6 separate regions of the Homo sapiens genome follow, and regions 1, 2, 4, 5 and 6 are each linked to region 3. A link is an interaction called in ENCODE POLR2A ChIA-PET data of the cell type or tissue named here. Cell type or tissue: CD4-positive, alpha-beta T cell. All regions are shown on one strand. Region 1 overlaps MED15 (mediator complex subunit 15). Region 2 holds the start of ZNF74 (zinc finger protein 74). Region 3 overlaps KLHL22 (kelch like family member 22). Region 4 overlaps MED15 (mediator complex subunit 15). Region 5 has its middle 71 kb from the start of SERPIND1. Region 6 overlaps MED15 (mediator complex subunit 15).

Evidence for each region. ChIA-PET counts read pairs that join two places held together with the same protein. Peaks named below come from ENCODE experiments on the same cell type or tissue, not always from the same donor. Only the 100,000 strongest peaks of a DNase experiment are listed, where the experiment ranks them.
Region 1: POLR2A ChIA-PET joins it to region 3 with 67 read pairs; 10 of 35 experiments call an interaction of 5 or more read pairs at or near these places.
Region 2: POLR2A ChIA-PET joins it to region 3 with 21 read pairs; 8 of 35 experiments call an interaction of 5 or more read pairs at or near these places.
Region 4: POLR2A ChIA-PET joins it to region 3 with 20 read pairs; 10 of 35 experiments call an interaction of 5 or more read pairs at or near these places.
Region 5: POLR2A ChIA-PET joins it to region 3 with 18 read pairs; 5 of 35 experiments call an interaction of 5 or more read pairs at or near these places.
Region 6: POLR2A ChIA-PET joins it to region 3 with 56 read pairs; 10 of 35 experiments call an interaction of 5 or more read pairs at or near these places.

What each region holds. Positions count from the first base shown.
Region 1 is chr22:20,555,998-20,559,997 of GRCh38, forward strand. All of the region lies in intron 5 of MED15 (mediator complex subunit 15), which reads left to right. Among named protein-coding and RNA genes, the nearest start is that of MED15, 50 kb to the left of the region's middle. In CD4-positive, alpha-beta T cell, no CTCF peak of the experiment used is centred here; DNase peaks (open chromatin) are centred at 1,199 and 1,674; H3K4me3 peaks cover 822 bases; H3K27ac peaks cover 2,533 bases.
Region 2 is chr22:20,392,042-20,396,041 of GRCh38, forward strand. It overlaps ZNF74 (zinc finger protein 74), which reads left to right and starts at 2,110. Exons shown (of 5, transcript NM_003426.4): 1 at 2,110-2,621; 2 at 3,292-3,377. The coding sequence starts at 2,588. RefSeq lists enhancers at 1,220-2,209, 1,611-1,680, 2,151-2,290. In CD4-positive, alpha-beta T cell, no CTCF peak of the experiment used is centred here; a DNase peak (open chromatin) is centred at 2,020; H3K4me3 peaks cover 1,572 bases; H3K27ac peaks cover 955 bases.
Region 3 is chr22:20,462,066-20,466,065 of GRCh38, forward strand. KLHL22 (kelch like family member 22) reads right to left here. Exons shown (of 7, transcript NM_032775.4): 4 at 2,793-3,511. All of the region lies in intron 1 of LOC124905085 (a long non-coding RNA gene), which reads left to right. Among named protein-coding and RNA genes, the nearest start is that of SCARF2, 26 kb to the left of the region's middle. RefSeq lists an enhancer at 2,161-2,350. In CD4-positive, alpha-beta T cell, no CTCF peak of the experiment used is centred here; DNase peaks (open chromatin) are centred at 1,666 and 2,296; H3K4me3 peaks cover 510 bases; H3K27ac peaks cover 2,987 bases.
Region 4 is chr22:20,566,973-20,570,972 of GRCh38, forward strand. MED15 (mediator complex subunit 15) reads left to right here. Exons shown (of 18, transcript NM_001003891.3): 8 at 1,549-1,659. Among named protein-coding and RNA genes, the nearest start is that of MED15, 61 kb to the left of the region's middle. In CD4-positive, alpha-beta T cell, no CTCF peak of the experiment used is centred here; DNase peaks (open chromatin) are centred at 159 and 2,479; H3K4me3 peaks cover 1,977 bases; H3K27ac peaks cover 1,520 bases.
Region 5 is chr22:20,700,955-20,704,954 of GRCh38, forward strand. It overlaps the pseudogene TMEM191A. Among named protein-coding and RNA genes, the nearest start is that of SERPIND1, 71 kb to the right of the region's middle. RefSeq lists silencers at 1,765-1,834, 2,565-2,714 and enhancers at 2,065-2,174, 2,273-2,845. In CD4-positive, alpha-beta T cell, no CTCF peak of the experiment used is centred here; DNase peaks (open chromatin) are centred at 1,697, 1,977, 2,347, 3,027 and 3 weaker places; H3K4me3 peaks cover 2,439 bases; H3K27ac peaks cover 732 bases.
Region 6 is chr22:20,548,048-20,552,047 of GRCh38, forward strand. MED15 (mediator complex subunit 15) reads left to right here. Exons shown (of 18, transcript NM_001003891.3): 3 at 3,389-3,440. Among named protein-coding and RNA genes, the nearest start is that of MED15, 42 kb to the left of the region's middle. RefSeq lists enhancers at 1,186-2,176, 3,259-3,348. In CD4-positive, alpha-beta T cell, no CTCF peak of the experiment used is centred here; DNase peaks (open chromatin) are centred at 1,644, 2,914 and 3,404; H3K4me3 peaks cover 2,721 bases; H3K27ac peaks cover 3,231 bases.

The sequences.
Region 1 (4,000 bases), 94 kb after region 3:
CAGGCGTGAGCCAACGCGCCTGCCCTTAGGACCTATCTTGATGTATCCTTGAGTCCCATCAACATTTCTTAGAGTGTGCTGTGCCCACTGCAAAGTGCTTTAGTGTTTTTTTCCCCTTTCATGTAACTTTTTATTTTTAAAATAGGAGTCACAGGAAGTTGTGGAATAGCATAGAGAGTTCCCACATGCCCTTTACCCAGCTCTCCCCAATAATAGTATCTTACATAGAACATTGTCAAAACCAAGAAATTAATGTTGAGGCAGTGTAATCACCTCAGTTAGAGACTTAGCTTGGACTTCATCAGTTTTTTTTTTTTTTTTGAGACAGAGTTTCACTCTTGTTGCCCAGGCTGGAGTGCAGTGGTGTGATCTCAGCTCACTGCAACTTCTGCCTTCCGAGTTCAAGCAGTTCTCTTGCCTCAGCCTCCGACTACCTGGGACTACAGGCGCCTGCCACCATGCCCAGCTAATTTTATATTTTTAGTGGAGATGGGGTTTCACCATGTTGGCCAGGCTGGTCTCAAACTCCTGACCTCAAGTGATCTTCTCTCCTGAGCCTCCCAAAGTGCTGGGATTACAGACGTGAGCCATCACGCCCAGCCGACTTCATCAGTTTTTTTACACTCATTCTTGGGCTACATATATGGGTATGTGTAGGTCTGTGAGATTTTACCACGTGTCAAATCAAGTAGCCATCACCACAATTGGCATGCGGAGCCGTTCCATTACCACCAACCAACTCTCTTGTGTTACCTCTCAGAGATCGCGCCCTCCCTCCAGCCTTAAGCAGTGACAATTGCTGATCTGTTGTGTGTCTCTGTAGTTCTGTCCCTTTGTGAATGTTGTATAAATGGAATCATACCATATGTGACTTTTTGAGATTGGCTTTTTAAATTCAATCTGATACCCTTGAGACCCAGCCAGGTTTTATCAGTAATTCATTCCTTTTCATCACTAAGTAGTGTTCCATGGAACGGATTTTCCACAGTTTGCTTATTCATTCACCCATGAAGGACATTTGGGTTGTTTCCTGCTTTTGCTTACTATTATGCAAACAAAGCTGCTGTGGATATCTGTGTACAGGCTTCAGTGCTTCAATATATTTTTGTCACACATCCCTCATGATAACCCTATGAAGAGGGCAGCATCGCCCCCTCTGCTTTGTCAGTGTAGCAGCTGCTAAGGAGAACTGGAGTCACACCCCAGGCCAAGAGCTGGGATCGAAGCTGCTGCCTGACCCCATCCTCACACTCCTACCCTATCCTGTGTCAGGTTTCCTCTTCTTTGGGGCCATAGGCATCCTCATTTCTACCCACTCCTGCTCTGGAATCTTCCTCCATCCCAAGCCACCTTCCCTTCTCATACCTTAATTCTCCTCTTACTTCCTGTTGTCTAACTCTCAGCACGTGCTGGTTTCCTCATCCTAGAACAATCTGCCTGGTTCTTCGTCCCAAGCTCTCATTACCTCACTATTTTTAGCACATCAGATAAGTACACCAGCTGGGTTTAGGGAGGACCCACAGAAGTGCCGGCTCAAGTTCCTTGTCACGTTCTACTCTTGTGTACTTGGTGCATTTTTTTTTTAATCATGAGCTTATACTTGATAATAAATTGTTTTTAAATGTATGAGTTTAGAATGCTCACATGAGTTGCCTTGTCATCCCACTTCAGAGACTTTGTCTTAAACCAGTTCTTTGTCAGAAGTTCAGTGGTGAAGCTTGATATCCTGCCCACGCCCTCCCCAGTCTGGCCTTGGCCCCCACATCCTGTTTTTAGCTTCCAAGGGGACTGGTCTTCTGTGTGGCACTAGTTGAAAGTTACAGTGGGGGCTGGGCACGGTGGCTCACGCCTGTAATCCCAGCACTTTGGGAGGCTGAGGCGGGCGGATCACGAGGTCAGGAGATCGAGACCATCCTGGCTAACACGGTGAGACCCCGTCTCTACTAAAAATACAAAAAATTAGCCGGGCGTAGTGGTGGGTGCCTGTAGTCCCAGCTACTCGGGAGACTAAGGCAGGAGAATGGCATGAACCTGGGAGGCGGAGCTTGCAGGGGGCGAGATCGTGCCACTGCACTCCAGCCTGGGCAACAGAGCGAGACTCTGTCTCAAAAGAAAAAAGAAAAAGTTACAGTGGATTCTCTACTTCAGGATCTTGTTACCACCTTTGTCAGAGGCCAACTCTCCCTGCCCTTCACCACTTGCCTCCCTGGTCTCCCTGAAACTAGTAGTGTTGTCTGATGGGCATTTGATACCCCTTCCTGACACCTTTCCCAAAGACTACTGCATGATTAAGGCCCTTTCAGATCTTCATCTAGTGCCACCAAGAGGACAGAGCCTGGGTCAGAGGTTTTGCCAGGGACTCTCAAAGGGTAGGCCAGGGGACATTGTGATAGTTTTCAGGTGACCCAGGTTAGTCGGAAAAGGCTGAAACTGCTGGTTGTTCCTATGGCTGGGGCTGCAGTACAGAGTTGGAAGCAAAGCTTTTCACTCTGCGCATTTTTGTTTCTCATGAGTTTTATATGACGTGCATGTAAAGCCGACTTTAAAAATAATTTCTACTGCCAGTTGTGTGATGGACTGGGGTGCTGAGGACATGTTCTCCTCCTGGATAACTAGGTTCTGGTTAGGATGCACTTTGGAATGCTGGCCTGCAGCAGTTGGGGAGGCTTTGTCCTCCTGAGCCTCAGCTGCTGCAAGGTGGGGGAAGAAAGCTTGGGATTCCTGTAGTCAGCCAGGATTTGTGCTGGGTCCTGTGTCACCCCCCATACCCCCCAGAAGCAGGTGCAGATTGGAGCAGGTGCGGATTGGAGGAACATGTCCCCAGTGTAAGACCTGTGACAGTTGCACATTAAGGTCAAGCAATCAGCATACAAAGATCACCAGCCTTGAAGGGAAGGAGAGACACCATGAAGGTGAACAGAAAAAATAGACACATGTAGGCATGCCCAGTGACCACACACACAGGAACTGTTAGTTATGGGCCATGGGGTATATAAAGAAATAAAGTGGAGAGCCGGGCACAGTGGCTCACGACTACACTCCTGGCTACTCGGGAGGCTAAGGCAGGGGGATTGCTTGAGGCCAGGAGTTTGAGGCTATGGTGAACTATCATTGCACCACTGCACTCCAGCCTGGGGGATAGAACGAGACACCATCTCTGAAAAAATAGAAAACAAAAAGGAAAAGAAAGAGCAGAAATTCAAATGAAAAAGCATCATCAGGAGCAATGAAGCAGATTTGAAACGGAACCAAATGAAAGCTGTAGAAATGAGCAATATAATTATTGAACGAAGAAAGTGGATGAATGAACAGCGCATTAGATACAGCTGAAGAAAGAATTTGTGTAATAGAAGCTACATTTGAAGAAATTATCTAGAATGTAGCACAGAGAAGAGCACATGGAAAATGTGAAAGCAAGGGTAAGAAATGAGGATAAGATCAGAAATTCTAATTGGCATCCAAGCAAAGCCCCGGAAGGATCAAATGGAGAGAATGGAAGAAAACAATATGTGAGGGGATAACTACTGAGAAAAGCCCATCTGGCCCCAACCAAGTTAGCCATCTCATCTGCTGTGAGACTGCAGAGCACCAAAGGCCAGAGGAATGTCTTAGAAATAGGCAGTTCCTGCAAAGGAGCAATGAGTACACTCAGCAGTAGAGTCAGAAAGGTAATAGAATATTGTTAAAGCATTGAGAATAGAGCTGCCAGTCACATTTGTATGCCAGCAAGACTCAAGGATGTGGAAAGCAAGCCATTTTTAGATAAACCTAGCCTTAGAGACCATCACTAAAAGATTTTCTAAAGGATATATCTTTTTTTATCCTTTTTCCAATAAGCCTTTTGCACTCTTAGATATATTCTTTTGTTTATCCTTTCCTCTTCCCTCTCAGGTGATACAAGGTAAAATGGGAAAAGAAACGTTGAGCATAGGTGATAGTAAATGTGTATAAATCTAAAGCAGTGATTCTCACCCAGGGTGACATTCCACCACAGGGGATA
Region 2 (4,000 bases), 70 kb before region 3:
CAAACCCTGAGCTAGACACAGAGTGCTGATTGGTGTGTTTACAAACCTTGAGCTAGATACAGAGTGCCGATTGGTGTATTTTCAACCCCTTAGCTAGACATAAAGGTTCTCCAAGTCCCCAGCAGAGTAGCTAGATACAGTGTCGATTGATGCATTCACAAACCCTGAGCTAGACACAGGGTGCTGATTGGTGTGTTTACAAACCTTAAGCTAGACACAGAGTGCCCACTGGTGTATTTACAATCCCTTAGCTAGACATAAAGGTTCTCCAAGTCCCCACCAGACTCAGAAGCCCAGCTGGCTTCACCCAGTGGATCCCGCACCGGGGCCGCAGGTGGAGCTGCCTTCCAGTCCCGCGCCGTGCGCCCGCACTCCTCAGCCCTTGGGTGGTCGATGGGACTGGGCGCCGTGGAGCAGGGGGCGGCGCTTGTCGGGGAGGCTTGGGCCGCGCAGGAGCCCACGGCGGTGGGTAGGCTCAGGCATGGCGGGCTGCAGGTCCCGAGCCCTGCCCCGCGGGGAGGCAACGAAGGCCCGGCGAGAAGTCGAGCACAGCAGCTGCTGGCCCAGGTGCTAAGCCCCTCACTGCCCGGGTCCGGCTGGCAGCTCCGAGTGCGGGGCCCGCTGAGCCCACGCCCACCCGGAACTCGTGCTGGCCCGCAAGCGCTGCGCGCAGTCCCGGTTCCCGCCCGCGCCTCTCCCTCCACACCTCTCGGCAAGCTGAGGGAGCCGGCTCCGGCCGCAGCCAGCCCAGGAAGGGGCTCCCACAGTGCAGCGGTGGGCTGAAGGGCTCCTCAAGCGCGGCCAGAGTGGGCGCCAAGGCCGACTAGGCGCCGAGAGCGAGCAAGGGCTGTGAGGACTGCCAGCACGCTGTCCCCTCTCACTGGGTTGCTATTAAAAATGGGCGCTGAATATAAAAATTAACCGGGCGTGGTGGTGCATGTCTGTAAGTCCCAGCTACTCCGGAGGCTGAGGTGGGAGAATAGTTTGAGCCCGAGAGACTGAGGCTACGGTGAGCCGTGATTGTGCAACTGCACTCCAGCCTGGGCGACAGAGTGAGACCCAGTCTCAAAACAAAATCAAACACGGGCGCTGCCCTGGGCAGGGGAGGTCTGGGCACAGCTGTGCTGATGTGGGCAGTGGACAGGTGTCACGTGAGAGCCTGTGGCCAAGCCTAAGCTGCGGTTAAGGTGGGAGGCTGAAGGGTTTGGAGTGTGCACCACCCCGGACCACCTCTCAGTAGGAATGTGGCAATGCACTTCGGTGCTGGATTCCTACTTCTGGCTGTGTGATTTGCGACACGTTACCCCACGCACCTGTACCACAACTTCCTCATCTCCCAAATGGGATGACAGTAGTTAGCAAACCTCCCTGGACTGCTGTGAGCATTCTGCCAGAAAAATGTACTCCAAGCTCTTGAAGTAGGCCTGGCGTTTGGTTGGTGCTCAGTACATATTCAATGTTTCTGTCGCTGGCGTCATCACTGTGTTCATGGCAGAGCTCTGTGCCGCCAGGACTGGGCCGCCACCCAGACCTTCCTTTCCCGCCCCAGGGGTGAACTGTGGACAGGACCCTCTGGGGGGACTAGGCCAAGGCTCTCCCACCTCTGGGGACCCGCGCCCATGGGCCTCAGATATGTGGCTCGAGAAGGGGGAGTGGGGGCAGGGCCCCTGGAAAACCCCTCGAGGCCAGACCCACCACTCCCAATATCCGTAAGACCAGGGGCTTGAGTCTTTCCTGCAGACAGATGTGGGCAGGAACCCACCCGACTCCCAGCTACGTGGGGACGTGGACGAACTAACAGGACAAATTCTAGTTCCTGGACACCGCCCTCCCAGTATCCTCGCAATTAGACACCCATGCAGCGGCACTACACTGATCCGCACACGGAGATACACAGCGACATCCGCCCGCAAGAGCATGGTGGGTGCCGGAGCTCCCGGCTGTGGGCCCAGGAACTACATTTCCTAGAAGGATGTGCTAGATACTCGTTCGCGTCGGGACGCAAGCACCGGCCCGAACTCGCTCTAGGAAATGGAGTCTGACGCCTGCGCGGCGCAAACGCTCCCGGGAGGTGTAGTTTGCGCCTATTTCGCGCAGGCGCGCTTTCCCGCAGCGGCCGCCTGCTGCTCTTTGTGGCAGTCGCAGTCCTTTTGTGGGAGTCCGGTCTGTCCACTTGCCGGTCCCTCAGACCGTCGGCGGTCTCTGTCCGCTTCGGGACCTGTCCGCTGGTCGCTCCGCGTCCGATGGCTCCTGGCCGCGGAACCTTAGGCCTGGCCCTGGTCTCCGAGCGCGGGTTCGCCGGGAGGAGCGTGTGGCGGGGGTGTGCCGGGGCGTGAGTGCGCCGAGCATGGGGCTGAGCCTGGTGTGGGGAGTGGGTATCTGCGGAGCCGGCCTGAACCCCACCTCAGCCGGGCGCGGGGAGGGGGCTCCGTGCGTGTGATCGTGCAGCTGTGAGCGCGTGGCCGCCCCGCGGGGCTCCGCTGCAGGCCCCTCAGCCCCAGGAGCAGTACTCGCTCTTCAGGGCCTGCCCTGGATCCTGGAGGCTACACAGCTGCCCACTCCTCCTGGGGAGGCTGCCGTGGAGGCCATGGAGATCCCTGCCCCGGAGCCCGAGAAGACAGGTACAGCTTCACTCTTGTAGTCAGTATGTCTGTGGATTTGCACTTGAGGATATTGACACTCAGAGAGATCAGGCCAGTTTCCCAGAAGCATCCAGCATCTTTTTTTTTTTTTTTAAATGGAATCTCACTCTGTCACCCAGGCGGGAGTGGTGCAATGGCTTGATCTCCGCTCACTGCAACCTCTGCTTCCCGGGTTCAAACTATTCTCCCGCCTCAACCTCCCAAGTAGTTGGGATTGCAGGCGCGCGCCACCACGCCCGGCTAATGTTTGTATTTTTAGTAGAGACGGGGTTTTGCCATGTTTCCCAGGCTGGTCTTAAGCTCAAGCGATCCGCCCGCCTCGGCCTCCCAAAGTGCTGGGATTACAGGCGTGAGCCATCGCTCCTGGCCTCCTGCTTCTTTCTTCCCCGCGCCCAATCATTTGTTCCCACTCAGACGTGCTTGATTGGGGGTAGCAGCTCTTTTCGTCATGAATTGGAGTGTCTGAGACACAGGCAGATTATTCCTCGATGCTGTTTCTGTTGGTGCTAGCTACTGGGGCTCGTTCCCCACCTGGCCTTGCTGGCAGGTTCTGCCTCCTCTCTGATTCTCACTTGTGCCACGACAGGTGGGCTTTAAGCTCAGCCGTGAGCCTGGTAGCCGTGACCTTGACTCATTTCTCCTTCGCCAGCTCTTTCCTCTCAGGATCCTGCTCTTTCCCTGAAAGAGAATCTCGAGGATATATCGGGTTGGGGTCTTCCCGAAGCCAGGTCCAAGGTGAGTGGCTGTGTGTTCTTCCTTCTTTATGAAGAGGGTTGGCACATTCCCTCCCCAGCCCTGGATCGTCAGCCTTCCACAGACCTTCACCCGGGTACCTGCTGGCCAGTCCTCAGGAAGCTCTGGGCAGTGGGAACAGCTCCAAGTGAAGAGTCCAGATGTTGCCCGAGGTGTGCCCTCGAGATGTGCTCTATTGAATGTCTCGCCCAGTCCAATTCAGTGGGTCAGTTGCTGGGGATCTCTCTGCCCAGCGCTGTGCTGGGAGCTCTGAGGAGTGGTTTTAGTGGAATCTGAGAAAGTAGTTGACGGCTCACATGGGGTCGCTTTGCCTATCCACGTGCTGGCCAGGGGTTGGTGCAGGATGTTTGCACGGTTGGTTTACTGGGACTGGAATCAGACAGGGGCACGTGGAGCAGCTCAGGAAGGGCTGGATTGCAGCACTTGGTTAAGAGTGGCGGTAGGGGACACATCCCTGTGTGCTTTCCTCTGTACCCAGCCCCTGGCATGGGGCCTTCATGGAGAGTCCTGGAGATTTAGAGAATCTGGGGGCTCAGCAAGGAATTGGCCCTGGGAACTTCTGCAGCCAAATGGGACCCAGATCCCTCCTTTTACAGACTGTGAAC
Region 3 (4,000 bases):
CCAGCCTGGGCAGAAAACAGCGAGACTCCATCTCAAAACAAAAAAACAAAAAAACAAAAAAATTAGCTGGGCGTGGTGGTCGGCGCCTGTAATCCCAGCTATTCAGGAGGCTGAGGCAGGAGAATGGCTTGAACCCGGGAGGCAGAGGTTGCAGTGAGCCGAGATCGTGCCACTGCACTCCAGCCTGGGCGACAGAACGAGACTCTGTCTCAAAAAAAAAAAAAAAAAAATTAAATTTACTTTAAAATATTAGCAGCCATGAAATGCCGAAGGAAAAATTACATTATTATTTAAAAAATTTTTTTTAGAGACAGGGTCTCACTCTGTTGCCCAGGCTACAGTACAGGGGCATGATCATAGTTCACCGAAGTCTAAAACTCCTGGACTCAAGCGATCCTCCTGCCTCAGCCTTCCAAGTAGCCAGGGCTGCAAGCACGTACCATCAGGCCCAGCTAATTTTTTTTTTTTTTTTTTGGTAGAGACGAGGTCTCGCTTTGTTGCCCAGGCTGATCTTGAACTCCTGGGCTCAAAAGATCCTGCTGCCTCAGCATCCCAAAGTGCTGGGATTATTGACATGATCTGCACATAGCCTAAATTATTATTTTAAGTAGGGTCAGGGCACATAGCAACATGTAACCAGCTACTACTAGGTATACCATGTAGTTGGTGTTCAGTAATCCACAGGGCTATGGCTATGGGAAAGGTACAAGGAATGATGCAGATAATATAGATGCAAAGAAAGAAGGAATGAAAGAGAAAAAGTAGTATATTGGAGACAAACACCATTTGCTCCAAGAGAGGAAAGGTTTTTAAATATGCGGTTTCTGCACCAATGCTTTAAGATATAACCTGGTAAGTAATAACTCCTCAAAATGCAAAGCCTAATTTACTGCAAAATCTTGTTTCCTTATATTCTAAAAGCCTATAGCTTTTAGAATTCACCAGTTCTAAGGCTGATGAAATGAGAAAGCAGAGAAAGAACCAAATCTTAGAATATTCAAATTAAGGATTCATCTGGAAGTTTTGAGTCCACTGGAAGGTTAATGATGCCTTCATTCTGGAGAGATGATACATCCCTGGGTTAACCAGTAGGGCTGTGGTCCTTCCTGCCACCTCCACTCTGTGGATACCTACTCTCTCAAGGCAGGTCTTGCCGACCCCACTTGCCATTGTGATCCTACTCTCAGACAGGAGTTTGGGACTGGTTATTGGTTACAGGGTCTAATATTAGCATTACCCAGAGTTCAGCTTTGGTCTCACACCCCTTCACAAGGGGAAATTCAGACTCCTACTTTAAGTGAAAGTGAGATCAATGGCCCATAGCAGGTGGACAGAGGACAGGGGCAGGCAGAATCCCAAGCTGTCACCCCCCTAGGGACAGCTCTGTGGAAACATCCAGCATTACTGCCAAGCACACAGCTGTCTCTACCTTCTGCTAAGGGCCAGAAGCCAAAACACTCTGGAGAGATTGGCTTTGCAGGTCTGTAGGTTACTCTCAGCAGGGTGGTCTGGCCTTGGCCCCCCAACTGGGAAACCGAGCCCCCTAAAAAAGAAGGTTTAAGGTTTGGCCAAAGGGAAGTCTAAACCTAGTGTGGCCACACCCACTGGGGGCACAACTTTGTTTAGAGAGGAAATGAAGGTAGCTGTTTCCTTTTTTCTGAAACCTGCCCTTCCTCATATTTAACCACAATGTGTTATTGCCAACCTCTGAGTCTCATCAGCTTAACAAAGGAGATCACTTCCTGGGGCCAGCAGTAGAGAGGTCGCTGAGAAATGGCCTTCTCCTCCTTGGCCAGGATCACTATGCTTGATTCCAAGTGGCATGGCCAGGCCAGGCCCTACCCCACCCTGACCCCAGAAAATAGAAACATGAACATGAACTCAGTCAGCATCTAGCTCATGGCTGCTGGAAATAGTTGGCAATCTCTCTCTCTCCAACACAGCTCCATCTTTCAGCATGAAGGGTAGGGAGATTTCTCACATGCACCAAGGTAAGGTGGAGGGGTCCCTGGAAATCTAATGGTAGCTGAGTCTTGTGGGCCTGAACCACTGTCCCTTGCTCTGCCCAGAAATGGATTTGTGAGATCACAGCCTAAGTGACTGATGGAGCCAGGCGCATCCTACGGACCACAGCAGTCCACAAAACTCTCTCTTGGGAAAACTGCCTCTTCCCAGGGGAAATTGTGCCAAGTGCGTGGCAGACTGCAGGGCAGAGCGGAAATGTAGCATGAGGCTCGGTGATGCTTGTTGGCCTTTACCACGCCCCTGGGCTGAAGACCGCATGCTGCTCAGGCACAGCAGCAGGAAGCCTGTTCCACCATTAGCAAGCAGGTAAGAGAGAAGAGCAAAGCTGACTGGTGAAGGGAAACTGAAACAACATGCATCAAAGCTCAGAGAGAGCATGATGGAGGGCGAGGCTGCTCAGCTGGCACTGCTCCTAGGTCCTCTCCATCCCAGTCCGACTGCCTTTCCTGCTGTGGGCTCCTCTCCCCTCCCGTCTCCTCCTGCACAATGCACTCGCAACCTAGCCTACCCCAAAGAGGCTGAGCAAGGGTCCAGGGTAAGTGGGTTTCTGAGGAGTAGGGGACATGCAGGAAAGAAGGCGATCCACATGTCCCCTTCTCTTATCTCACTGCTGTCCACCTTCTCTGAATTCACCTAGACTTCATTCCACAATGGCAAGTGATGCTCATGTGAAAGGCTGGGGGGAACCTGACCAGCTCTCTCAGCCCATGACTTCCACACCCTCTCATCACCTGAAGACAAAGGGACCAGCTAGCACCCTGTCCTACCTCCAGCATCGGGACTCTGCTCGAAATCCTTGGACATTGTTGTCCCCTCCAATCAAGTATACGAAGTTGTTGAGCACCGCGATGCCCTGGTTGGACATGCGGGGGGCCAGGGAGGCAGTGAAGTGCTTCCACTCTCCCAGTAAGGGGTTTAGATACTTGGCCTGGTCGCTGAGGACAGTGGACGGCGTGGAGTGAATGCCCCCGAAGCCCACAACGCACTGGAAGTCCGACCGCAGCTCCGTTTGCGGGCTCTGCAGGCTGGGCTGTAGGCTCTCGTTCCGGTGGTACATGAGGGCGCTGGCCACTGTGTCCCTCAAAGGGCTGGGGTCCAGCTTGTCATGCAGCCGCTGCAGGACCTCAGCTTCCATCAGCGGAAACCGCACTGTCTCAAGGAGCTTTGGGGGCTCGTGCAGCGAGATCTGGTCAGCCTGCACCTGCTCCAGGCTATAATGGTAGAGAAGGGCCCCCTCATATACCTCGGTCTCGCAGGAGACCTCCAGGCGATTGCTGCTGAGGAGGGAGTAGACCTTCTCCAATGGAAGCTGGCGGTACTTGTCAGTCCGAGAGAAGGCCACAAAGTTTTTGAGGATATAGGTGTCCAGTTGCTCAGTCAGGCGGCTCAAGTCAAACAGCTCTGCCAGCCGGTAGACATCGAGAATGTTCTCTTCGTCCACCCAGGACATGAGGAAATCACAGCAGAAATGGATAATTTCTGGGATCTGCAGAGAGAATGACACCCATTCAAGCCTGGGCTGGTGAACAGCATCTGGGGGTGGGAGAGAGAATGATGGCAGAAATACGGGCTGTTGTGGGCCAGGCAAAGCAGAAGGGAAGTCCTCCTTAATTGTCCCCGACCTTTTCTGACACACTGGAGACTGGGGCTTACTGCAGACTAGGTTTAAGTCCTGGTTTGGAAACATACTGGGTGACAGGATATACAGCATGTTTTTTTTTGGTTTTGTTTTGCTTTTCTTTGAGACAAAGTTTCGCTCTTGTTGCCCAGAATGGAGTGCAGTGGCAGAATCTCGGCTCACTAACACCTCCCCCTCCCGGGTTGAAATGATTCTCCTGCCTCAGCCTCCCGTACAGAATGTTTTTAACCTCTCTAAGCCTCAGTCTCCTCATCTATAAAACGGGGATCATTAAAGTGAAGAGGAACATGATGAAAATGAGAGAGCACATAGGAGTGGACCCTTGATATATGTCAG
Region 4 (4,000 bases), 100 kb after region 3:
GCTCAGCAGGGAAGCATGTGTTTTGCATTTTGTGTTCTGAGAGCTGCTTCTGCACCCCGCACAGGGTACTGCTGCTGCTACTGGGGCACCAAGTCGCATTCCAAGCAGTGTGGCTGATTGCAGCAGTTCTGTGGGCCCTTTCAGGGTGTGAGCACTTCGACTGATGAGCACCACATGAAAGGATGTGCCAGCTCCGTCAGTGTCTGGTGGTTTGCCAACTACTCAGAGTTAATGTTCTAAGCAAATATCTTTTTTTTTCCTTTACACTCTGCCAAGTCTCAGGAGAACAAAGTTCATTACTATATTTTTGAGAGGAGTATTAATATAAAATACTGTTATTCCTAGTTTCATTTTGTATCTCTGCACAAAGCCAGTCTACTCAGTGACAGGCACAGAGGACAGAGTATGATCACCAGGATGAAGGTAGCTGCATCAAGGGGCCATTTGGACAACTCTTTGGCTCCCTTGGTTTTTGTGGCCTTTTCTGTTTGTGATTCATGAGTGGAATGGGGCCTGAGGCAAGTGTGGGGGTGAACAAGAGGCCTCATAGGCAGACTGGAAGTCTAGGAGAGTTGTGAGGAGCAGATATGCTCACTCATCTGTCACCTGGGAGTCGACACACTGCCTGACCCCGGGGACTGTGCAGACTGAAACCCTTGTGTGCTGCATGGTGGAATGTGCCCTGGCAGGGTTTGCCCTAGTGGCTTGGAGATGTCTAAGGAAGAGCCCGCTGCATGTTGGAATGTGCCCTGGCAGGGTTTGCCCTGGTGACTTGGAGATGTCTAAGGAAGAGCCCCCTGCATGGTGGCGCGGGCCTGTCTCGTCCTTCTGGAGGCCCCTCCATGCAGTGGCTCCACAGTTGCCCCTTTTGCCCAAGTTTGCCCCCCACCCCCACTTTTTTCTTTTGAAGACAGGGTCTCTGTTTTCCAGGCTGGAGTGCACTGATGTGATCAGACCTCCCTGCTCAAGCGATTCTCCCACCTCAGCCTCCCAAGTAGCTGGGGCTGCAGGTGTGCATCCCCACACCTAGCCAAATTTTTGTATATTTTGTAGATATGGGGTTTGGCCGTGTTGCCCAGGCTAGTCTTGATCTCCTGGGCTTAAGCGATCCACTGGCCTTGGCCTCCCAGAATGCTGAGAATACAGACAGGAGCTACTACGCCCTGCCCTCTGCTGGCCGGCTAACCCAGCTTTCCTTCAAGGAATCAGGCTGAGTGAAGCTCTTGTGGACCATCAGCATGCTTGGCCCAGAGGATGAGCAGGCTAGGCTGTAAGCTCTGCATTGGAAGTCGTCAGTGCTTGTGATAGCTGGTGCTGAGGGATGTGTGGAGACATCCCAGTGGGAGGGCCACATTGCCACTTGCCAGAATTGGATTTGAGCTAATGGGATCCTAGATGGCCAGTAAGGTGACATCACAGCACATGAGGTCATGAAAGTCCCATTCCTCACCTCAAGAAAGGCTCCATTTCCTAAGCTTCCACAGGAAGACTAGGCTCTGCTCTCTGACCCAGGTGGTTCCAAATCACATTCTCTCTTTCTCCCTCAAGGTCCGAGCTCCGATGGTGGTGCAGCAGCCCCCAGTGCAGCCCCAGGTGCAGCAGCAGCAGACAGCAGTACAGACAGCTCAGGCTGCCCAGATGGTGGCTCCCGGAGTCCAGGTGAGGGCCTGGGGGTGGAGGGCTCCATAGTCATCAGCAGGTGCATGTTCACCTGCGCATGTAGTGCTACAGTGAGGGTTCTGGTTGGATTAGGGGCTGGGGGCTAAGTTGGTAAAGCAGGGGCTTCTCTCCCCCTTGCACTCTGCAAGACACCCCTGGAGTCCTTGGGGTGGGCAGCTGTGCTTGGTCATGTCTAGGACCCACCAGCCGCATAGTGCGTGTCGTTTCCAGCTTTGCTCGGGCATCCTTCATTATCCCTCTTCCTTGCCACTCTGAGTGACTCTGGGAACATGTATCAGAGAGTAGAAGGCTGCAGTTTTCTCCTCACCTCTCATCTTCCATTTGAGAGTCTGAGTACAGAGCTGACCAGGGTGGAGGGCAGCTTTCTAGACACTCGGAAGCAGATGGGAGCCACATGCAGCAGGAGCGTGGGAGAAGGCATCCTGGTGCTCGCCTGCACTCAGGGACTCCGGCGCTGTGTGGTGAGAAGCGTGCCACTCCCACATTGCTGAGCTTGCTGGTGTGTCACATGTGTGGAATGTGTGTGTGTCTCTGTGTGTCACGTGTTAGTGGAATGCAGATGGCCTTGTCTGGCCTCCTAGTGTCCTGGGATTGGAGGCCCAGGGTTTCTGTACCTTTTCCTATAACCCCTCCTCTCCTTCTTGTGGGGAGACGTACAGTCTGGGGCTTCAGTTTTTCCTCTTTTCACATGATGGTGGAAACACTGTTGGTCCTGACTCGGAAGGGGCGTTGGCTTTAGAAAGAGTCAGAATGTGCTAGTTGATGTGGTAAGACTGTGGCTGGGTCCCAGCCCACAGCTGGCAGTGCGCCTGCACTTTGCTGTCGTCTTAAGGGTACCTGGCCTTGTGGTTTTCTGCAGGCCTGCTGGGCGCAGCGCCTGGGTGCACAGTGCCTCGTGGCAGGCTTCATCTCACGCTTGGGGGGTGCTCAGTAATGTCCTTCATGGTGCCTGCTACCTCTTTTAAGTCCCTGGGAAGCTGCCTGAGGAGGGAATCTGAGGTATTTGGCTGCAGCTGAGGTTAGCATCCTACCTTGGCAGGGCACCAAATGACTTGGGGCCAGGGTCCCCATGTCACATTCTTACTTAGATGGAGCCCTGTATGAAACACACCACAGAACTCACATTTACTTACAGCTGGGGGAGGCTGACCACTTCGTGTGATGAGGTTGGAGGTCTCTGCCACCTCCCTGTGTGTCTCGGCATGTCCTCAGGCCTCGTGGGGGGGCTCCCTTGTCCTGGTCTCATGCAGAGGAAGGACGTGGTGTGTTCAGAGTCAGCTTAGTGGTGGCACATAGTGACTGCCCACCCAGTGGAAGCTGCTACCTTTGCCTCTTTGGACCATCGATCCTCTGTTCAGGACCTCACTTCCTGGAAACTTTTTTTATTTTTTGAGATGGAGTCTTGCTCTGTTGCCAGGCTGGAGTACAGTGGCACGATCTTGGCTCACTGCAACCTCTGCCTCCTGGGTTCAAGTGATTCTCCTGCCTCAGGTTCCCGAGTAGCTGGAACTACAGGCGCGTGCCATCACACCTGGCTAATTTTTGTATTTTTAGTAGAGACATGGTTTCATCATGTTGGCCAGGATGGTCTCCATCTCTTGACCTCGTGATCTGCCGGCCTTGGCCTCCCAAAGTGCTGAGATTACAGGCATGAGCCAATGCGCCCGGCTGGAAACTTCTGTACCGCAGGTCAAGCCCAGCAGGAAAGTGAGAACTGCTCTTTTCTTTATTTCTTTCTGTCTTTTTTTTTTTTTTTTGAGACAGAGTCTGACTCTGTCATCCAGGCTGGATTGCAGTTTTGCGATCTCGGCTCACTGCAACTTCTGCCTCCTGGGTTCAGGCGATTCTTGTGCCTCAGCCTCCCAAGTAGCTGGGACTACAGTTGCACACCACCACACCTGGCTAATTTTTGTATTTTTAGTAGAGATAGGGTTTCACCATGTTGGCCAGGCTGGTTCGAACTCCTGACCTCAAGTGATTCACCCGCCTCAGCCTCCCAAAGTGCTGGGATTATAGGCATGAGCCATCGCACCCAGCCTAGAACTTCTCTTCTCTTCTCTTTTTTCTCTTTTCTTTTCTTTCTTTCTTTCTTTCTTTTTTTTTTTTTTTTTTTTTTTTTTTTTTGACAGAGTCTTGCTCTCTCACCTAGGCTAGAGTGGCTGGAGTGCAGTGGTGCAATCTTGGCTCACTGCAACCTCTGTCTCCCAGGTTCAAGTGATTGTCCTGCCTTTGCTCCCAAGTAGCTGGGACTACAGGCATGCGCCACTATATCCAGCTAATTTTTTTTTCCTCTTGTATTTTTAGTAGAGATGGGCCAGGC
Region 5 (4,000 bases), 240 kb after region 3:
CTGTAATGCCAGCTACTCCGGAGGCTGGGGCAGAGAATTGCTTGAACCCAGTAGGCGGAGGTTGCAGTGAGCCAAGATTGTGCCACTGCACTCCAGCCTGGGCAACAGAGTGAGACTCTGTCTCAGAAAAAAAAAAAAAATTATTAATAGATGGTGACCCTCATCTTCACGTTTTCTGCATCTATTGAAGTGCGCCACTGAGATCGTGGAGTTCTTCCCTGTTTGTCCATATGATGAACAACACTGATTTTCTGATGTTGAACAATCCCTGGAATAAACTCTGTTTGGTTTCCATGGATTTCTGTTTCCCTTTAGATTTTGTTAGTAATTTATTTTGGATTTTTGCATCCAAGTTCATAATTGTAACTGGACAAATAAAGGCAGATTTTAAAAGGACAAGTTGGGAGGCTAAGGCGGAAGGATCACTTGAGCCTGGGAGATTGAAGCTGCAGCTAGCTTCGATTGTTCCACTGTACTCCAGCCTGGTGACAGCAGGACCTGCCTCTAAAATAATAATACTTAAAAGGACGAGTTTACCTACAGTCTCACCAAGCAATGAAAGAGCTTATCTTCTTCCTGTTTCCTTTACGGATCTTGCTCATGTATTTTATCTTAGTTACTTTAGCATAAATGCTAAATCAAATTCTTTTTCACTAGACATCATAATAGCTCTAGGCATACCACATAATACCCAAGCACATTTTAATCATTAAAATTGTTTCCTTTTTTTGTGGCTACTGTAACCACTTCAGCGAACCATTTAGTGTGTAGTGGGTTTAAATTTTTTCTCCTTCCTGGGATAAATTTCCCAGGAGAGGGATAATTGGGTCAAAAGTTACGAACATATTTATGGGTTCTTTTCCACAAGAGATCGATCAGTTTGCAAGTGCCATCTGCACTGTGGGGGAACCAATCTTCAACTTGCCTGCATTTGGTATTAGTATTTCATTAACCTTTCATTGATCTAATTACGGCTCTTTGACACAATTTTCATCAGTGATGGACTAAGTGTGATCCGGCCTGACCCGCCTCCGGCCGGCGTGAGAAGGGGCATGTGTCGGGCTACCCTCGGGCTTCCCCTGCCGCCCATTGTGATCCAGCCCGCTAGGCGCTCCCTGCCGCCCATTGTGACGCCTGCCAGCCGCAGGCTGGGTCCCCGAGGCGGGCGGCATTTAGGCTCGGTCTCCACAGCCATGGCCGCGACGCAGGAGCTGCTGCTGCAGTTGCAGAAGGATAACCGAGATGGTCGCCAGCGGAAGCAGGAGCTAGAGAAGCTGATGCGCGGGCTCGAGGCCGAGAGCGAGAGCCTGCCTCAACCAGCGCCTGCAGGACCTGAGCGAGCGGGAGCGGAGGTGCGCGGGGAACGCCCCTCTACCTGGCGGGCGCGCGAGGGTCGGTCCCGCAGGCAGCGCCGCGAGGTGCTTCGCAGAGTACCAGGCTGATCCGCCCGGGCCCGCATCTCTGCTCTAGGCCCTTGGGAACGGGTGATCCACCCAGCGGACCCAGGTGGGGGACTCGGCCAGGACTTCCCAGTCCTCAATCATGAGCCTGCGGCTGGTCCTTCCTGGCGACTGCGGGATCCTGAGCGACCCAGTCCGCCTTGTAGCGCCAACCTCAGTTTCCCTCTGCAGGCTGCTGCGGAGGCGAAGCCAGGAAGCGCTGCTTCTGCAAGGGGAGGTGCGCGAGGCGGCGCGGGAGCGCGCGCAGCGGGTGCGCAGAAGACTGGAGGAGGCGGAGCGCCACAAGGAGGACTTGGTGAGGAAGAGTCCTGGAATGGGGCTGGACCCAGGGTGGGGTGGGGCAGGGCGGGCGGAAGGGGGCAGGATCCGGGGGTGGGGTGAGGTAGGACCGGCGGTGAGGCCGGCACCGCCCCAGGACCCTGTCCGCAGGAGCAGCACAGCAGGCAGCTGCAGGGCAGTGGGAGGAGCTGTCGAGTCAGGTACGTGCAGGAGATGGGAGGGCCTGTCTCTTGGTTCCTCTCGGAAGTCCTGCCCTTGCCCTCGCTCTCATTGCCTCCCCGTCCCTGTCTCCCCTGACACTCGTTCCTCCAGAAGCCCGGTAAACCCCGTCCTTACGAGCCCCGCCCCTAGCTCTTCTACTACGGAGGGGAACTGCAGAGCCAGAAGAGCACGGAGCAGCAACTCGCAGCCCAATTGGTGACGCTGCAGGTGCTTGAGCGGGACCCTGAGGTCTTTAGTAGGGGCGGAGCAGCAGCGTGAGCGGGGCCGTGACCACCTGGGGGTGTGGCTTAAGGCAGGCCCTGAAGGCGTGGGCGGGGCGGGGATGTGGGCGGGGCATAATCGCCTGGGGGCGGGGCCCTGAGGGCTAGATACGGGCGGAGCGCGGAGGGGGCGGGGCCATGACCAGCTGGGGCGTTGCTTACGACTGGTCCTGAGGACGTGGGCGGGGTCATGATCGCCTGGGGGCGGGCACTGAGGGCCGGGGGCGGGGCCCGGAGGCGCAGCGGGTTGCCGGCCTGCGGACCTCCTGACATTCCCTGGGTCCTTCTCAAGAATGAACTGGAGCTGGCGGAGACCAAATGCGCCTTGCAGGAGGAGAAGCTGCAGCAGGTGAGGGCAGAAGCGGGTTCTGTTGGAGGAGGGTAGGCTTTCGAGTGTGGATGGGGAAGGGCCTGTCGCCCCGCCCCCGCCGAGTCTAACCCGGGTGTCCACACCCAGGACGCGCTGCAGACAGCGGAGGCCTGGGCCATATTCCAGGAGCAGACCGTAGTCCTGCAGGTGCGGCCCCACTCAGACGCCAAGGTGCCTCCCGCCTCTCCTCCCCCAGACCTGGGGCGGTAAGTCTCCCAACCCACCGCCAGGACGCCTCCCCGAGGCCTCAGTCCGCACTCTCACCCGCTCCAGGAGGTGCAGGTGAAGGTGATGGAGGCTGCGGAGGAGCTGGACGCCTGGCAGAGTGGCCGGGAACTGTAAGGGAGTTGGGCTTGCGGGCGCGGCGGGGCACTGTGGGGCCGGGCCGGGCTGGGCTCCCACCTGCATGCCTGTCCCCGCAGGTGTGACGGGCAGCTTCGCAGAGTGCAGTACAGCACCGAGTCGCTCATGGAGGAGATGGCCAGGGCGGACCGAGTGAGCGCCTGCGCGGGTCCGGGCGGGGTGGGCTGGAGCGGGACACCCCTCCCCATCCCCCCCGCGGTACCGCCTCCCCCTCCTCCTGGAAACCGGGCCGGCGCCGCGGGCGCGGAGGTAGCTGGATGCGGCCCTCTCTCCCCGCAGGAGACGCGGCTGTTCGGCGGTCCTCGCGCGCTGGCCATCAGGTGAGCAGGGCGGTGGGCGCGGCCGCGGTCCCCCACGTGCCCGCCCGAGCCGCCGCCCACCTGCCCGCCTTTCGCCCTGCAGGCGCTGCTGACGCTGCCGCTCCTCTTCCTGGGGCTGTCGCTGCTCTGGACGGTGCTGTTGGACCCCGGCGCCGTCTCCGCGTGGCTCTGGAGCCTCACCTCGGAGACGACGCTGCGCCGCCTGCGCTACACGCTGTCCCCGCTGCTGGAGCTGCGCGCTAACGGGCTGCTGCCAACCTAAGTGCAGCGCCCCGCGCCTGGCTCCAGGTGGACTCCAGGGCACCGGCTTTATTTCTGGTGCACTCCTCTCCTGAGAGTGTAGACCAAGGTCGCCTAATAAACTCCTCAAGGGATGAAGCTCGTGGGTTCGTCGTCTGTCTCCCATGTCATGTAGGAGCTTGACTGGCTTTTCAGCCTCCAAAGATTCCTTCCTTTCTTACAGCTCATGGATTTAGATCCACTCCCCAGTATTGTAAACAGCATTTTTAGTTTTTCAGGATACATAATTTGCCATATTGCCAGAAACTTGTACATAGCATTTGACACTTTTTTCTTTGCCAATTTGACAAGCTGCTTTTTTCAAGTATTGTGATTTGAAATTATTTCTACTATATTTGAATTTATTTCTACCATTTGTAACATGTTGATCCTGATTTTTCAATGCTCCCCTTTCCTTCTGTTTGATTATTTGGGAAGTCACACTCT
Region 6 (4,000 bases), 86 kb after region 3:
TGAGTTGCCCAGGCTGAACTCCTGGGTGTAAGCAATACTCCTACTTTATCCTTCCAAGTAGCTGGGATTACAAGACTGTGCCACTGTGCCTAGCTTTGATTTGTTTTTTTTGTTTTTTGTTTTTTGTTTTGAGACAGAGTTTTCACTCTTGTTGCCCAGGCTGGAGTGCAGTGGCGTGATCGCGGCTCACTGCAACCTCTGCCTCCTGGGTTCAAGCAATTCTCCTGCCTCAGCCTCCCAAGTAGCTGGGATTACCGGCATGCGCCACCAGGCCTGGCTAATTTTTTTTGTATTTTTAGTAGAGATGGAGTTTCACCATGTTGGCCAGGCTGGTCTTGAATTCCTGTCCTCAGGTGATCCTCCTGTCTTGGCCTCCCAAAGTGCTGGGATTACAGGTGTGAGCCAAGGTGCCCGACTTGATTTGGCTTTATCTTCTCAATAGTAAAAGATTTATGTGCTTCTGAAGTGAAAACCCATAACACTGTGGATTTAGAGAGGGCACATTTCCAGCCCAGTTCCTGATACTTGCTGGGTTGTCGATTTTCAATTTTGGTGTATCTTTCCAGTGTTTCTCATGGCAGATTTAAGCAAATATGTGTGTTTACGTTCCACAGGTCTTATATAAAAGGTGTATGTCATGCAGTGTATGTGGCACGGAGCACGTGTTTCTATCCTTTCTCCTTCCTTGTGTTCACTCCACAATATGTTGTGAGGCACTTGTGCAAGATTTCCACATGTCAAGCAAGTGTGGAAATTCTATGAAGCTTTTAACTTTTTGAGGTGGGGTCTCACTCTGTCGCCCAAGCTGGAGTGCAGTGGAGTGGTCACAGCTCATTGCAGCATTGATCTCCCAGGCTCAAGCCTCAGCCTCCCACTTTGAGGCCACTGGCGTGTGCTACCACACCAGGGTAATGTTTGTTTGTTTGTTTGTTTTGTAGAGATGGTGTCTTACTATGTTGCCCAGGCTGGTCTTAAACTCCTGGCCTCAAGGGACCCTCCTGCCTTGGCTTCCCAAAATGTTGGAATAATAGATGTGAGCCTCCACGATTGGCCTCTATGGAGTTTTTTAAGGTTTCTGTTTTCTTATCTGTAAACTGGATGTGTTAGTAGTACCTGCCTCTGGGTGGTTGGGAGAAATCAAGGCGATAATGCATGTGAATTGATGACTCCTGTGTCTGGCACTGTAAAGTGCCAAGTGCTAGCTGTTACTGTCATGATGTTCATTGTTTATGGTTTGTAATACTCAGCCTCAGGTACAGCTGGACACTTATATTTTGATAGCCAGCAGGGGAGCTGGAGCAGACCAAGTGAAGATAGGGAGTTTCCTGACTCTTTAGCCCTTTTTTCTGCAGCAGTTCTAGGGGAGTTGGTGTGCTTTGGAGCAGAAAGGGGCATAATAATCTGTCCATCTGGATGGGGGTGGGGGTGGATGGTGAGGAGTCAGGAGTGAAAGAGCCCAGCCAGGGGGATCAGAGGCGCAGTTTCAGATCCAGGGCTTTCTCCCCTGGAAAGGAGTTGTTGTGGTTGACCCATTGCGTTCAGCCCCTAGATGTTCCTAGATAAACCTGCCTTTGGGGGAATGTAGGAAGTATCATCGCCCACAAGAAAGCTCCTTGGCTGGCAGCATGACAGCTTCCTGTGCTTGTTTCTCACATCAGGCGTCCCCTCCCTCCCCGCTCCCCACTAAGCCTCCTCACGCTGGTCTGGTAGCAGAGCTGGAGCAGATGGCAGTGGCTGCGCCTACTGTGGGTCAGGAGTGGTGCTGGGCACTGCAGGATGATGATGCCTGCCCACTGCATTCCAGGTGCTGGGCTGGCAGTGGGTCTTGCTCAGCCCTGGTGTTATGCAGAAGGGCTTTGGTGACATGGTCCTGAGCCTTGTTTGAGTGTCTTATGTCTAAGTAAAAGTATCTTGTTGCTTTTGAAACCTACTTCCCCTTGTTTTACCTTTTATGGATGTGGAGAAAACAAATTCATTTAAAGTATCGCAGACCTAAAAAATGGTCCAGGGCCTTAGGAGCTGTGAGGTGTTGACCTGGCTGGCCCCCAGGCCCTTCTCCCCTCATACATGGCCACCTTGCTTCTGTTCCTGAGTGTCCTCAGGTTCCCACACCTCCATTGCCCCCATTCTCATACCACTGTCCTTCAGGGACAGGCTGCCTGTGGGCCCCCTTCACACGCACATCAGCTTTCCTATCAGTAATTGATGGGGATAGCCGGAAGCTGGGCGTGTTGACAGAACTGCCTTGGTGTCCCCTTGTTCTGGCCAGGCCTCGCTGCTTATCCCAGCTTTTCCTCTCCCCTGGGCCTTTCTTCTTCATGTTGTCCTGTGCTAATTCCCCGAGCTGAAAAAAAGAAGTGGGGTAGAGTTTGGAGATAGATGTGGGATGATAAAGATTTCAAAAGTGTCTTTGTATTTTTACACTCATCTGAGACCACTTTTCATCATCCTTCCCTCTGCCCTGCCATCTTATGAGTGTAGTGGATGGACTCTGAGTGTCACAGTGACTCAGGAGGAAGGTTGGGTGAGCAGGGCACGGAGCCGGGGCTTTGCCCCTTCCAGGCTGCCCTGCCAGAAGGATGGGCACTTCAGCAGAAGACAAGGATGCTTCTCTGAAATAAGACTTTACCTCAGACATCCGTGTATTGACCACAAGACCAACTCACAGTAGTGATTTCCCTGAAACACTTGGGAGTGAGTGTCCTTGGGGCCAAAGAGGACAATGGGTGGGAGGCAGCCCCTGCCAGACAATCTCAGAAACACAGCAGCTTGCATATAGCGGGCCTTGGCAGCCAGTGGCCTTCACCTCACCTGAGAGTGGGCTTCACCCTCTGCCTTGCCTGTGCGTAAATGGAGATGAACACAGATTCTCCCGGAAAGCGCAGCCAGGGGAGGGCCGCCCAGATTTTCAGCAGATACTGCGTCATCAGTGAAAAGGCAGCAACAGGCTGGGCTGAGAAATGAAAGCCCTTCTTTACAGATAGTGCAAAGACACAGCGGCCCACCCACGGCTGCCTCTGACAGGCCTTGTGCCCTCAGGCCAGCGCCTCATCACCCCCAACCTGCCTGTCCCCTTTGTGATGAAGAGAGGGCACTCAAGATGGCTCCCAGCTCTCTCAGCTGAGTGCCTTTCCATCAGGGGAGAGGAGTGGCCGTTGGAGGCTCTCTGTCCCCTTCTTGTTTCTTTGTGCCTGTTATTGGCCAGCCTAGCTGAGCACTGACGGCTCTCTTCCGAGAGGCGGATTCCAGAGGAGGCCGAGCAAGCGTCTGAATCTGCCTTGCAGGATGGGCTTCAGCTCGGTGCCAGCAGGCGAGGGGGCGGGAAGGGGGAGTCCGATGACTGCGCTTCTTCATCTGGTATTAAACTGCTTCCTGTTTTTACTTTTAGGACGAATACCTTTCTCTCGTGGCCAGGCTCATTATCCATTTTCGAGACATTCGTAAGTAAGATTTTGCATTTCTGGGTTGTTGAGATCTCTGTGAGAGGCCAGCCCTGACGCTGCCTCGGCAGAGCTTTCTGGGCAGGCCGTGGTGCCTGAGTCAGAAGGTCTGTGTCACCTCACTTGCTTCTGGGAAGTTCTTCACTGCCTTGCATTTGACTCCAGATCCCTCCATCCTCCCAGAGCCTTGGCCTCAAAAATGCTGATTCTAGCATCATGGAAATGCTGTCCTCAAAGTGGTCTAAACGGGTTGCTGCTTCACTTGCTCACTTAATCTCCCTTTTCATAGGGCTGTTGTTTTTACTTCTGGGAAGTTCTGTTTACCCTGGAACAGAAACTCTCTTCCCTAAAAGTTGATTTTATTGACCCATGGAGGCCAGAGACACTTAGGCATATTTTCCCTCCAGACTAGAAGCTTCTGAGGAGGACCTCCTGAGTCTGCACCCTGGCTCCCTGCTGTGCTGAGGGCCCCCGTGTTAACCTCACGTTGTGCCTCCTCTGATTCAGAGGGCCCAGTGTGGTTCTGTCAGCCAGGCAGTGGCCCCAGCTCTACAGAAATG